Regions from separate parts of the Homo sapiens genome. Here regions 2 and 3 are each linked to region 1. A link is a contact called in ENCODE Hi-C or POLR2A ChIA-PET data. All regions are on one chromosome and are shown on one strand. Each heading gives the region's core, a stretch centred on a gene start or an enhancer-like site at or near the end of the contact. The rest is flanking DNA. Distances are from core to core; before and after follow the strand shown. Region 1 has its middle 78 kb from the start of RNF7. Region 2 has its middle 36 kb from the start of ATP1B3. Region 3 overlaps GRK7 (G protein-coupled receptor kinase 7).

Region 1 (4,812 bases), core at 959-3,458:
TATCTCCCAATATCTGTCTTTCCCTTCTTCTGTAAGTAACAAAAGCTCCCATTTTCAGGTGGGCACATGGCTGCCTATAATAAAGGTTACATTTCCCAGCCTCCTCTGCAGCTAGGTATGATCTTGTATGGTCATGTCCCTAATCTAGGGGGATGTAAGCACAAGTGTCATGTGCAGTTTCTGGAAGATATCCTTAAAGACAGAGAATGTGCCCTTCTTTTTCCAGCTTTCTTTCCTGAATTTGGGACAAAATGGCTGGAGTTCAACAACCATTCTGGGCCATGAGGTAGAAGTCACACACCAAGGATGGAAGAGTAATAAAGTAAAAGTTGCTTTGGTTCTTTATAATCCTGGAGCTTCTGCAGCAGCTCTGGACTGCTCACTCCTGAACTTCATTTACATGAAAGGGAAGTGACTTTCTGTATTGTTTCAGCTGTGTAACTGGGTTTCTGTCACTAGCAGCTGGACCAAATTCTAGTGACATGGTTCCTTTAAGAACTTGCCCACAGTGCATACGAAGGACCCTTCATCTCAGCTCTGATGGGCTGTCTAGCTTCTGCCCCTCACTGTCCCTGTCCTCGGGCTCTGGCCTTCCTGACCATTCCTCTGCTCCCTAAGCATCTGCCCTGAGTCTCAGCGGGTGCCCTGCAGGTGCCCTCTTGCCTACTCTGGAACTCTCCTCCCTCACTGCCCTCCTCTGCTTTTTGTCTTATGAAGGCAGAAATAGTCATGCACAAAATAGGACCCTTTGAGAAAAGCTGTAAGTTCCAGCAGAGAGAGGAAGAGAAGAGGCAAAAATAACAGAGGGGCACAGACTCCTAAGGGCACACTCACTGGAAAGTCATGTTGGACCAAATTCAGGATCCCTCCTGGCCATTCTTGACCCTCCTCACTTCACTGTGAGCCCAGACTTCCTCCCATTAGAGCCAATTGGGTTTAAAACATACGCTTAGAAAACTACAGCCAGCCCTACAGGAATGAAGGGGTTACTTTCCATTTGCAGTTTACTGTGAATTTATTTAATCCAACTGTTATTTTTATTCACTTTTTTCCATTAAACAAGTATGCATTAAGCACCTACTCTATATCCTAAGATAGATATAGATAACTTATGTGCCAGATATGGAGGGCAGAAATCCCACACAACTTTCACTGGACTGAAATCAAGGAGTTGGCAGGGCTGTGTTTCCTTACGGAGGCTTTGGGGAGAATTCTTTCTCCACTTTTCCAGCTTCTAGAGGCTGCCCACCTTCCTTGGCTTGAGTCTCCTTACCTCCCCATTAAAGGCTTCAACAGGTCGCAAAATCCTGCTCATTTCATCTCTCTCTCTCTCTCTCTCTCTCTCTCTCTCTCTCTCTCTCTCTCTCTCCTCTCTCTCTCTCTCTCTCTCTCTCTATCTTCCTTATCTCTCTCTGACCTAACCTAAAAGGTTCTCAATGTCACGTTCTCAGACTCCTGTGATTAGACAGGGCCCACCTGGGTAATCAAGGATAACCATTCACTCCAACCTGCGCCCTGCTTCGAGGTCCATAACTTTAATCCTGTGGAAAGTCGCTTTTGCCATATAAGGTAACATATCCACAAGTTCCCAGGATTACAGCATGCATATCTTTGGGGGATTCTATTCTGCCCACCACATCCTCCCAAGCCTTCCTTTCTACGCCCCCAGACTACTGCCTGAAGCAAGTGGCGCGATCTTGGCTCACTACAACCTCTGCCTCAGGTTCAAACGATTCTCCTACCTCATCCTTCCGAGCAGCTGGGATTACAGGTGCCCGCCACTACGCCCAGCTAATTTTTGTATTTTTAGTAGAGACGGGGTTTCACTATGTTGGCCAGGCTAGTCTGGAACTCCTGACCTCAGGTGATCTGCCCTCCTCGGCCTCCCAAAGTGCTGGGATTACAAACGTGAGCCACCGCGCCCGGCCAGTAAAGCTTTTTAAAATCCTTTTTCCTCCCCATCCAGTCCTGAAAGCTTCAGCTGTTTTGCACCTTTCTCCTTAACATTCCCCAGAAAAACTCCTGTATAGTCCCTGAGCCTCTGCCTTTATCCCTGCGCCCCTTTTCTCCTGGGATTGGGAGGGGGAAGCAGCCGCTCCATGAAGCCCTTCTAGTGGGCAAGAGAGGACCGGGCGGGACGGCGAGAGCGTCCCTGTCGCCTGCAGCTCCTGCTGGGTGATGCGGGGACGCGGCTCCCTGGGAAATCGTGTTAGCGGCTCCAGGGCTGGTCCACGGCGGCCTTGGGAGCGGCGGCAACAGGCTGGAGCGTCCACGCTTCGGAGGCCTCTGTCTCCCCAAGATTCCCCACTGATGAACAGGGACGCCGGTCCGCCTTCCTCAACTTCCCCTGTTCCCTGCCAGGCAGCGTCCCTCGCAGCGACGTTGGCTGCGACAAGTTTGACCTGCAGCGAGGACACCAGGATTTCTCAGTTTCTCCAAATCCAAGCCCGAGCCCGAGCCCGAGTTCCGACCAGTCCTGACACTGCTTCCCGCCGCCACCTGCCTCCTCCTCCAGCTCCCGCTGTCTCCCCGGCGCCGGCGCCCTGGGTGGCCACAGTCCCTCCAGCCTCCGCCCCTCGCCGCAGTCTCCAGGGCGCCGGACGCCACGCGGGCAGCCGGCCCGGGACGCAGGGAGAGTGAGAGCGAGTGAGTGCGGGCGCCCGGCGGGGCGGGCAGGGGCCGGAGGAGGTTGCCCCAGCTCCAGGAGAAATGCTTGATCCCAGGAGCGAGGCTCCCTGGAGACCATGGTGCTCGCAACCCCTATTCTCTCCCCTATGCACCCGCACAGCCCCAGGGCGGGGGCGGGGAAGAGTGCACGCAGCTGGGCTTTTCCCGGCCTCAGGGTGAGCAGCTAGGATTCTCTAGGGAAATATATTAAAAGCACGGGAGCCTTGGAGAGGGAGCGCAAAGCAGCCTCTCCTTGCAGGCCCTCTCCATGTCCCCTGGGACTCCGAGGTGGACCAGGAGCTGTCCAAGCTGGGCGGGCAAGGGACCCAGAGGGGGGCCCTCCACATCCCCTCGGGACAGAGGGCAGGGTCCGGCCACCTCCACTCTCAGCCCCTCCTCCGGCACCCACGCTGTCCCCACACTGTCTCCAGGACACTGGGGAGGGAGAGTCACTTTCAGAAAAGACAAGTAAAACCTAGCACAGGGCGGGACACATATACCTTAGACCTTCAATAAATATTCATTAATGATTCAATCAATGCTGGCTTTGAAGTGCCTAGATATTTGCCAACCTGAGCATTTACTGTATATAAAAATGACATAAATTCTCGTGATAAAACATTAAGTGAAAAACTCAAGATTCAAAAGTGTCTTATTAGAGCATTTGCAGAATCTATGTGGGTAGTTTGTGCATCTGTAAATACTTTAAATGCTGGTGAGGAATAATCCATAATGTGAGCAGTAATACTGTATACTACCTGTCTTAGCTTGGGCTGCCATGACGAAATACCATAGACCGGGTACTTTAAACCACAGAATTTTCTTACAGTTCTGGAGACTGGAAGTCTGAGATCAAGCTGCCGTTGAGGTGGGTTTCATTCAGAGGGCACTCCTCTTGGCCTGCAGTGGGGGGTGTCGCAATTTCTCTGGGTGCTTTTTTTTTTTTTTTTTTTTTGAGAAGGAGTCTTGCTCTGTCGCCCAGTCTGGAGTGCAGTGACGCCATCTCTGCTCACTGCAACCTCCGCCTCCCAGGTCCAAGCGATTCTCCTGCCTCAGGCTCCGGAGTAGCTGGGATTACAGGCACATGCCACCATGCCCAGCTAATTTTTTGTATTTTTAGTAGAGACTGGGGCTACCGTGCCCGGCCATTCTCTGTGTGCTCTTATGGCCCATGTCTTTGTGCCTGAAACAGTCCTGGGAGTCAGGAGACCCAGTTCTGTTTTCAGCTGAAGTAAGTCCCTTCTTTTCCTTCCTTGAGCCCAGAAGATCAAGGTTACAGTGAGCTGTGATTGCACCACTGCACCAAAAAAAGGTTGACCTTGCCCAATAAACAGTTTTCTGTAGCTGCCAAGTCTGGTTGCTCTGTGGCAGCAGACTGGAGTACAGACTTCTGAGAGGACACCTGGGAGATGGCCGTGAGTGGAGGAGGACTGCTAGAGTTAACAGTGATCCTGGTTTGCCTAGTGCTTTTCTGTTTTTAGCATTCAACATCCTGGATTAGACAATCTGTAAAGTCCCAACCAGAACTATGATATTGTGATTTTCCCTTACCCTAGTATCTGAATGTCTCTACATTCCACTGGGTTCATTCCCCTTTCCAGAATGCTTTTCACCCATGATGGGGTCATTTGCTATGTAAAAATAGGATACGAATACAAGTGTGATCTAATTTGAAATTGTAAAATTCTTCCAGCTAATAATTCACATGACATCTAACAGATGTTGTTGGCTTTCTCTTGAAATTTTAAATTATCCTACAGTGCCCTGTAAATCTGTGGCAGTGCCCCGAAGCGCCTCAGTGTAGTATGGGAACCATGGCTTGAAAGTGCAAAGCATTACTAGAGATAAACAGGAATATTACATAATAACAAAAGAGTAGACTCCTCAGGAAGATTTATCAGTTCTAAATGTATAGACACCTAATAACATAGCTTTAAAATATATAAAACAAATGTTGGCAGAATTAATAGCAAAGTTAGACAAATTCACGTTCACTCTCTTAATAACTGGTAGAATATGCATGTGATAAATTCAGTAAAGATAAATGTAGTGGGAAGCCATTGGAGAGATTTAAGTAGAAGAGTCATATGACCTGATTTACATTTCAAAAACTTCACTCTGGCCCATAATCCATTTTACAGATGG
Region 2 (4,812 bases), core at 1,668-4,167, 180 kb after region 1:
GGCGTGCGCCACCATGCCTGGCAAATATTTGTATTTTTAGTAGAAATGGGGTTTCACCATGCTGGCCAAGCTGGTCTTGAAGTCCCAACCTCAGGTGATCCACCTGTCTCGGCCTCCCAAAGTGCTGGGATTACAGGCGTGAGCCACCATGCCAGGCCGGCTTGTGATCTTCTGATAAGATAACAGACTAACTGTAGTGAAAGATTGGTGAACAAGCTACCTCTTTGGCCTGAATGTTGCTGGGTTGCCACGTGTTCAGAACAGATACTGCTTATTTTACTTAGTATTTCCACTGAGAAAATGAAGAGTGGACCCGGCACAGTGGCTCACACCTATAATCCCAGCACTTTGGGAGGCCAAGGTGGGTGGATCACATAAGGCCAGGAGTTCGAGACCAGCCTGGTCAACATGGCAGAACCCCCATCTCTACTAAAAATACAAAAATTAGCCAGGTGTGGTGGTGCGCACCTGTAATCTCAGCTACTCTAGAGGCTGAGGCAGGAGAATTGCTTGAACCCTGGAGGTAGAGGTTGCAGTTAGCCGAGATCACACCACTGCACCCCAGCCTGGGTGACAAGGCAACACTCCATCTCAAAAACAAAGAAAGAAAATAAAAGTATAATCCCAGATTTTCCAGGTCAATTTAGACTTTATCTGAGATAGCTTCCTCATTTTACAGATGAGAAAATTCAGCCCTAAGATCACACAGCTAATTAAAAATGGAAACTTCTGGCTAATTTGTGCTACAGAAGAGCTATTGTGATGTCACAGCCTTAATGACAACTAATAGTCAACATCTGTTGAGTACTTACTCCATGAATTAATCATTTGATCCTGCCCCATGGTGTTTGTACTATTCTATCCCGATTGCACTTTTTTTTTTTTTTTGAGACAGAGTCTCACTCTGTCGCCCAGGCTGGAGTTCAGTGCTGCAATCTCGGCTCACTGCAAGCTCCGCCTCCCGGGTTCATGCCATTCTCCTGCCTCAGCCTCCCGAGTAGCGGGGGACTACAGGCGCCCGCCACCATGCCTGGCTAATTTTTTATATTTTTAGTGGAGATGGGGTTTCACCGTGTTAGCCAGGATGGTCTCGATCCCCTGACCTGGTGATCCACTGGCCTCGGCCTCCCAAAGTGCTGGGATTACAGGCATGAGCCACCGTGCCCAGCCTATCCCCATTGTACTTTTAAGTGAAGGGGTGCTAAAAGGTGAAGTAACTGGCCTAAGGACATAAACTTTCAGGATCCCAGGTGCATTCCAAGCAGACAATTTCTAAAGCCCAGATTTAACCATTAGATTATCAGCACAGATTCTTAACTGAGGAAGAGAAATTTTATCCCTAAGTTCCTTTCAGGCCAGACTGGTCCCCACCCAATTTTACAGGAGCACAAGTGTGACTGGAATCTTGTCCCTGCTATTTTATGCCACCACCCAGCCTCACCCTGTCACTGCTAACCTCTCCATAAGGCATGGATTTTTTAAGTCTAACTTCATGTGTTTTTCTTAAACTCATCTGAATGATGATTAGAAAAAAAAAAAAAAAAAACTATGTGACCAGCCTGGCCAACATGGCGAAATCCAGTCTTTACTAAATATACAAAAATTGGCTGGGCATCATGGCGCATGCCTGCAGTCCCAACTACTCAGGAGGCTGAGGCAGGAGAATTGCTTGAATCCGGGAGGTGGAAGTTGCAGTGAGCCAAGATCACATCACTGTGTTCCCGCCTGGGTGACATAGAGAGACTCTTTCTCAAAAACGAACAAACAAAAAACCACTACTATTGGCCGGGTGTGGTGGCTCACGCTTGTAATCCCAGCACTTTGGGAGGCCAAGGCGGGCGGATCATGAGGTCAGGAGATTGAGACCATTCTGGCTAACACGGTGAAACCCCATCTCTACTAAAAATACAAAAAATTAGCTGGGCGTGGTGGCACACGCCTGTACTCCCAGCTACTTGGGAGGCTGAGGCAGGAGAATCGCTTGAACCCGGGAGGCAGAGGTTGCAGTGGGCCAAGATTGCACCACTGCACTCCAGCCTGGGCGACAGAGCGAGATTCCGTCTCAAAATAAATAAATAAATAAATAAATAAATAAATACCCACTACTATTGTCAGGTGCAGTGGCTCATGCTTGTAATCCCAGCACTTTGGGAGGCCGAGGCAGGCAGATCACTTGAGATCGGGAGTTCGAGACCAGCCTGACCAACATGGAGAAACCCTCTCTCTACTAAAAATATAAACTTAGCCCAGTGTGGTGGCGCATGCCTGTAGTCCAAGCTACTCGGGAGGCTGAGGCAGGAGAATCGCTTGAATCCAGGAGGCGGAAGTTGCAGTGAGCCAAGATCACGCCATTGCACTCCAGCCTGGGCAACAAGAGTGAAACTCCATCTCAAAAAACAAAACAAAACAAAAAAAACCCTGCTACTATTCTTGAAACAGAACCTCAGAACTTTTCAGGGATAGCCCATGGAAGACAATGTTTGCAATGTTCCTCTCCTTCATCTGGTCAAAGTTGGATGCCCAGACTTTTCCCTCTTCAGCAGCACTGGAAATGACAGACACTCATCAATTGTATATTGTGAATGGTTACTAATTGACAGCTTTTCCTGGGGTCTTCCTGTCCCAAGAAAAGAGTCCTGGCTGCACTTGAGCTATTATTGGTTAAAACAATGAAAGTGCTCACAATAACAATGAGGAAAAAGTTACTGAGCCCGGAAAGAATGTAATCTGCAAATAATCCCCAGGTCTTTTTGGAGCAAACCAAAAAAGGCAGATTTTAAAAGCACTTTCCTTCTTCTGTCCTCAAAGGTAGGAAAACATAATGAATCACCATGACTTAGTTGCAGGGCTGGCATTGAAATGGCCATGTCCATAGCCCTCACCGCAAGGAACAGCAGAGGAAGTGGACCCACTTATGATAAAAGAGTCCTTCATTTCAAATCTTTCCCGTTCCCAGGCATAACCTACACTTAGAATTCTGAAAGAGAACATGGTCATTAAAGAACAAGACAGCTATAGGCAGATTTCAATCTTATAATAACATTTTTTTTTTTTTACCAGAAAGGAGCACCCCACCTCATGAATCATCCAACCACTATTCTTTGTTTGGCTTTTTCTCAGCTCGTTTCCTTTGTTCTATCAATCGCCAATTTTTTTTTTCTGCTTGAGGAAAAACCTTGCTTTGAGTTAATCCCCTGTCTCTGATGCCAAAACCCGCCAGCAACACAACCCACATGAGGTAGGGTGTGTCTTCATCATCAGTATTGCAAAGGAGTGGTGGTTAACATGTCCCATGACAGCTGGAGCAGTAAGCTGGGGACAGAGCACCTGGACACCCTTGACCTTCTCCCCAGCATGAGGGGGCAGTCACACAGCTCCCTTGCCATGGGGTAGTCTGCCAATTCACTCATTTCTAGTTGAAGCTGAGAAGGCAATTGAGGAAGGGATGTTAAGATAACAGGGGAGAGGGCCGGGTGCGGTGGCTCACACTTGTAATCCCAGCACTTTGGAAGGCTGAGGCAGGTGGATCACCTGAGGCCAGGAATTCGAGATCAGCCTGGCCAACATGGCGAAACCTCATCTCTACTAAAAATACAAAAAAAAAAGCTGAGCATGATGGCACGTGCCTGTAGTCCCAGCTACTCGGGAGGCTGAGGCAGGAGAATCGCTTAAACCCAGGAGACAGAAGTTGCAGTGAGCCAAGATCACACCACTGCACCCCAGCCTGGGCGGCTGAGAGAGACTCAGTCTCAAAATAATAATAATAATAATAATAGTAAAGATTATAGGGGAGAGATCACCCTAGACAAACCAACTAAATTTTCTTTACCTATTTCTATTTATTCTAGTGGGCTGTTCAGACAGATCTTAATGGTTATTCATTAAACATTATTATTTCTATCACTGTGTGCAATACTAGTCTTCAGCATCCCACATGAAAGGGCATTATGCCTGTTGATTATGGCTTGCTAATTCTTTTGTTAGGTGAGGCCTGCGGCTCTCAGGCTCAGAATCATTCCCAGGTTCTCCTCTTCATTCTTTTCTCTCCGTCTTTGCCATCATCACCATAGCATCATGTCAGTCCCTGCCCATTACTCTCTCCTCAGTGGTTTCATTAAAATTTCTCAATGTTCTTGAACATGGGTCAGCCATTTTTATATTTTCTGAAACTCCGAAAACTTTGAGCAAGGAAAAAAGCATTTGAAACACCTCTCGGAGATACAGGTGACCCTCACAAACATTCTGTCCTCTGCAGTGAATTCTAAGCAGGTGACAAAAGTTTGACTTTAAGGAGTATATAAATTATAAGCTAAATTTCAAAAAGATAAGTAAATCATCTTCTTGTAAATGGTCACTGTCATTGATAAATGTACCAGGCTGAAAAGCAGTAGAGGGAAAAGGAAAGCATGTGAACTCCAGAATCAGACCTGCCTGGGTTCAAATCTCACTTCTTTTACTAGCTATAGGTCCATGGCCAAATTACCTAAGGTCCCTCCATCTGCAAAATGGAAGTGAGCAAGGTAGCCCACCTCACAGGATTGTTGTGATGATTAACAATATTTTTATAATTAATTTAATAGTAAGAAATCAATTAAAGCATCGTATAAAATTGTCTGGCACATGGTAAGCCCACAGGAAGTGTTGGGCTTATTTCCAGAGGATTCTAAGATGCCAGGAGGATGTGAATGGTTTGGCTAAAAAAAGTCAGTTTTGTTCATGGGCTTTTCCCAGAAGATGAGTTCATCCTCACCCCCTTACATTTTTATATTTGGTGCCAACAAATCCTGGACATCTAGAGTTTGTGTTAAAAAT
Region 3 (4,812 bases), core at 1,040-3,539, 140 kb after region 1:
ATGAATAGCACAGCCCCCAACACAAAGCATATTCAGCCCACAACATCCACAGTGCCACACTTGAAAACCCTGGCATAAAGGCCTCGCAGCACAAGGCCTGAGGCTCAGTCGCAGAACAGAGTGGCTTTGCAGCTGGCTGCAGTGTGGAGTCATGAGGTGGGAGGGGTGACTAACGATACAACTAGAGAGTTTAGCAGACACCAGGCCCTAGGGGCTGGAGGAGTTGCACAAGGGGAGTTTGAACCTATTGGCAAGGGTGCTGGGGAACCGATGAAAGGTTTTTAGCAGGGAAGTGACAAAATCAATCTTGGGGCCAGGTGTGGTGGCTAATGCCTGTAATCTCAGCATTTTGGGAGGCCAAGGCACAAGGATTACTTGAGCCTAGCAGATGGAGACCAGCCTGGGCAACAAAGCGAGACTCTGCTCTATGTTAAAAAAAAAAAATAGCCTTGGAATTACATCAAAGAGAAGGAGTTAGAATGAGCACAGAAAGGCTGGGAGGGAAGCAGAGGACTCAGGGAACTGTGGGCTTGCACATTGTCTAATGGAGTCACGGGAATAAGGAGAGGCTGGGCCAGGGGGTCTGCAGGATGCGGCAGGAGGGGGCTGTCATGTGACATGATACAGTTCAGGGACCTAATGGTTGCCGTGTCATCTAATCTAATATAGACACATGTTAGAAGCTCAGAGCATTCATTTAGATCATGCGCAGCTGATGAAATATAGTCCTGCAGGTCAAGGAGAAAGGAGCTTGAGCATTTGAATCCTGGTTCTGCCACTTACTCTGGCTGCTGTGTACAGATGTGCAGGCTGACTCCCTGCATGGGAGAGTGGGGGCTGACGTCACATGGGAGGCTGGTTTGCTCCACGCACCAAGACATTTGGAGTGCCTTCTAATTGGCACAAATGTACTCATGGGTTGGCCACAGCCCTGCACATGATCTTACACAAGTCAGACTGCTTCTCTGAGCCTGCTTAATACTGCCTGCCTTTAGCGTTGATGAGAAGATTAAGAAACAAAGTAGATAAATGCCTAGCCGAGGGTCAGCCACTTGGTAGGCACTCAAGAAATGATTGTACAAGAAGCTCCAGACCTTCAGTCACAATCCCCGCTGTTGCAATTGTTTCTGCCTCACCTGACAGGCACTGTAGTTGCTCAGGTGACCTCTGCAGCTGTGCTTTGTTCTCTGCGAGGCACAGGGAGCCAGCGGGACCCCAAGGCTGCAGCAGTGGGCAGTGGGTGAGCAGCTTGCATCTGGGTTGAGCCAAGCAGACACTCACAGTTGTCTTGCTTCCTCACAGCTGTGTGGGGTTTCATTTGTGGTTTTCTTCTGAGCATCTTAGAGGCACCGTGGAAAGTATGCCTCAGCCTGCTGCCAGAGAGATTCATAGCACATGAAACCACTGAAGAACACGCTCAAGTGAAAGAACGGGAACTATTGATCTCTGACCATGTGCCAGGCCCTGCCTTTCAGTCTGATGGAGTCTTGTGTAGCTGTCCTGCCTGAGACAACCAGAACCCAGGCATGGTAACAACAGCCGCTAATACATACTGTGGTAGCAGGCCTGCTGTGCGCCAGGTTTTGGGTCGACACCCAATCTGTTTTATCGTTTTAATCTTCGTCACAGTCCCATAAGGCAAGAACTGTTGAGGCTCAGAGGGGTTGAGTAAGCGGCTGTGGGTGACCGGCTTATAACTGGTAGAGCTGGGATCTGAACTACAGCAAACCAACGCCAGTGTGGGAGCCATTTCACCCCAGACTCTATGCCTGCAAAAAGTGTTATTGTGACGACCCCTCTTTTGGGCTCCCTGTGTGGGCTCTGTGAAATGGGTGTCCTTCCAGGGGTGTCAGGGAGAGCAGGAAGCCGCCTCTGATGGGATGCGCCCTCCCCGCCCAGGAAGTGGCGGCAGAAAGCGAGCCCTGAGAAGCCAGGGGCAGGAGCGGCCTCCGCGCGACACTGCGGCGCTCCTGATTCTGCGGCCTGGGGCCGAGCATGCGGGGCGGGCGGAGCCTCGAGCTAAGTCCCCTGGGGTCCCAGGGCCGCATTCCTCCGAGGTCTGCAAAGGCCACTGCTTAAAGGCGCAGAGGAGCAGCTGGGAACGAGAACAAAGCGGCCAGGCCCCCCTCGGAGGAAGGAAGGAGAGAGCCCCAGGAAACAGCTGATAGCGCTAAGCTCAGCTTGTTTTTTTCCTCTGCTCAACAGTTCTCCTGCCACGGCAAACAAAACATGTACATTCTGATTCCCTCTTCTGTTTGGATTGTGCTGTCGACTGGATCTGGTTTGTGATGAGCTGGGGGAAGAGGCATCCGCGGGCGATTTCTGGCTCGGCGTGCCAGTGTGCTTTTGCTGGGCCGCGCCGGGATCGCGGAGCTTCCTCTCCGGCTCCTTTCTCCCCGTCTGCGTCGCTAATCCAGCCTGGCCCGGCCACCCCAAGGGAAGACACGGCCGTTTCTTTTGATAGTGGAATTGGAGGTTGCCAAGTTTTCAGATTTAATGGGAGGTGGAGGGTTGCTCGTGTCCTTGACCTTGAAGGACCTGCGCACACTCATACTTTTTCATGGACTTGTAAAACTGTTAAGAGGTGAACTGTGCCCTCTCAGCTCCACCAGAAGCCCCTCCATGTTCTCTGCACTGCGAAGGTCACAGTCTGGTTCCTGGTTGTCCAGAGCCACACTGGGACTCTGTCCAGGGCCAGCCTGGGCCCTGCCAGTTCGGTTCAGAGTGACAGCTACAGGGTCAATGGAAGAGGCCAGCACCCAACAGCAAGAACAATGTAGGGGGTATCTGGACGGGCTTGGGATCTTAATCACACCTTAAGGTGTCTACCTTCCCCAATGTCTGGACACCTGTTGGTGACAGGTGGCCCTGATGGGACTAAGCTTGAGATTACTGTACTAGAAGGACTTCCCGCTGCCCCTGAGGGGATGGGGGAGGGGCACTGGCACTGCCAGGCGTGCTAAACCCCGTGAGGTCTGTTGTTCGATGTCGCCCAATGCTGGGTATACTTGGTTTTTGCCTGACCAGGTGTTGACTGTGTGGGTCTGGAAAGGGCACCATAAAACCCAAAGTAAAATAAGGTAAAACCCAGAAAAGGATAAAACACATACACACACACACACCCACACACCCCTCCACTAAGAGGTGCTGATACTCGGGCAATCCCTACAGCCCTGGGCATGGCGGTTCTGGTCACATGCACTGAAGGAGACGGTTCTGATGCTGCTGAGACAGAGGCGCAGGGCCCTGTGTAACTGCAGGAGTTAAACCCAGCTGTAAGAGGTCAGCGTGGTTGGACCTGCTCCACGCTGCTTGGCGCGTTCTCTCCTCCCACCCTACTCTGAGGAGGCAGTTCACATGCAGAAGACAAATGGCATAAAGGGCAGGCAATTAATTTTTTCAGCTGGAGGCTGCAATGGAATGTGGGTGCTTAAAGTCTGGCGTGCGCCTCTAATTCCATTCTCCTCAGTGAAATACCTCCGCTCTTCAAGGAGGTGGTGCCCTTCAAAGCTCCATGGCTGACATTTTCTGTCTTTAGGACCAAGAGGTGAATTTAGTCCTGAAAATTATTTGGAATGAATCTAAGGCCTTCCTGCACGCTGTCTCATGCTCTTTCCACTACACCAGGGGGTCTACAGTGCTGTAAAGATGGCAGGCCAATTCTTTACTTATTTCCTTGGGGAGGTGGTTGCAGAGCATGGCCCAGGGTCTGGTCCCATCTCCCAGAACCCTCTGCTGTGTGGAGCAGCCGAGCCAGCCTGAAACAGGCAAAAAATGGAGAATTCACTGGGATAAGGGGAAGGGAAACATCTTTAGCAAGAATGCTAAAGATCAAGGACTTAGTACTGGGCAAATGGGGAGAGGGAAGAAGGGGACTCTACAAGGGAGAAAAGAAATCCTGAAGGGAACTTGGAGGGGTAAGAAAAAGTCACTTCACCTACTTCTATAGAGGCGGAATAATGTAGTAGTGAAAAGCGCAGGCCAGGGCAGGCATGGTGGGTCACGCCTGTAATCCCAGCCCTTTGGGAGGCTGTGGCGGATGGATCACAGGAGGTCGGGAGTTCGAGACCAGCCTAGCTAACATGGTGAAACCCTGTCTCTACTAAAAATACAAAATTAGCCGGGCGTGGTGGTGAGCGCCTGTAATCCCAGCTACTCAGGAGGCTGAGGCAGGAGAATCACTTGAACCTGGGAGGTGGAGGTTGCAGTGAGCCAAGATCATGCCACTGCACTCCAGTCTGGGTGATAGAGTGAGGCTCGGTCTAAAAAAAAAAAACAAGGTGCAGCCTGTGTGTGATTCTTAGGTTGGTGATCTTAGGCAAGATTTAACCTCTCTATGGTTCAGTTTCCTAATCTGCAAAATGGACGCTATCTCATAGGGTTACTATGGAGATCAAATGAGGAATTCACATAAAGCACTACAGAAAATATTTAGCATGGAATAAGCACTCAATAATGTTTTCCATTATTATTTCCAATTTTTCTCTCAGCATGTGTTTCACAATCCTTTGTTCATGGCAAGGTATGTTGTCCACTTTCACCCTACACCTTCTACCGAGCAACTTAGGTTTATCCAGTATCCTCATTAGTAACTTTAATCCTTAATGTCACTCACCTTTGAAATGTGCTCATTGGACGGGTGCCACACAGAGCAAGCTCGCAATAAATGTTGCTGAATAGAACTTACTGACTGCCACTGACTTAACTTCGTTTGGATGTTGTTTATAGTCTCTTTATGCCTCTGCCACCCCAGCAGAGTCATAAAGAACCAGACAGAAGCAGGACCCAAGAACATGAGGCCCAAAGGAGAGC

What was found. Hi-C counts contacts between places; a loop is a spot of excess contacts on that map. ChIA-PET counts read pairs that join two places held with the same protein, here RNA polymerase II (POLR2A). Pooled maps may share reads with other maps.
Region 2: a loop to region 1 is called in a map with no recorded cell type, with 2.0 times the contacts of the local background. The contact joins two enhancer-like sites. A Hi-C loop is called at or near these places in 2 of 37 single-sample maps with no recorded cell type and 2 of 50 pooled maps. POLR2A ChIA-PET finds 5 or more read pairs at or near these places in 1 of 52 experiments (GM12878).
Region 3: a pooled map shows a loop between it and region 1 (2.6-fold over the local background). The contact joins two enhancer-like sites. A Hi-C loop is called at or near these places in 1 of 168 maps with a recorded cell type or tissue (lower lobe of right lung) and 1 of 50 pooled maps. POLR2A ChIA-PET finds 5 or more read pairs at or near these places in 2 of 52 experiments (BJ and WTC11).

What each region holds. Positions count from the first base shown.
Region 1 is chr3:141,657,748-141,662,559 of GRCh38, forward strand. No RefSeq gene overlaps it. Among named protein-coding and RNA genes, the nearest start is that of RNF7, 78 kb to the right of the region's middle. Within about 2 kb of position 2,209, at least 6 of the 41 ENCODE cell types and tissues checked have a DNase peak (open chromatin) inside an H3K27ac peak, as active enhancers do.
Region 2 is chr3:141,838,219-141,843,030 of GRCh38, forward strand. No RefSeq gene overlaps it. Among named protein-coding and RNA genes, the nearest start is that of ATP1B3, 36 kb to the right of the region's middle. Within about 2 kb of position 2,918, at least 3 of the 41 ENCODE cell types and tissues checked have a DNase peak (open chromatin) inside an H3K27ac peak, as active enhancers do.
Region 3 is chr3:141,795,347-141,800,158 of GRCh38, forward strand. All of the region lies in intron 4 of GRK7 (G protein-coupled receptor kinase 7), which reads left to right. Among named protein-coding and RNA genes, the nearest start is that of GRK7, 34 kb to the left of the region's middle. RefSeq lists enhancers at 1,484-1,543, 2,214-2,333. Within about 2 kb of position 2,290, at least 32 of the 41 ENCODE cell types and tissues checked have a DNase peak (open chromatin) inside an H3K27ac peak, as active enhancers do.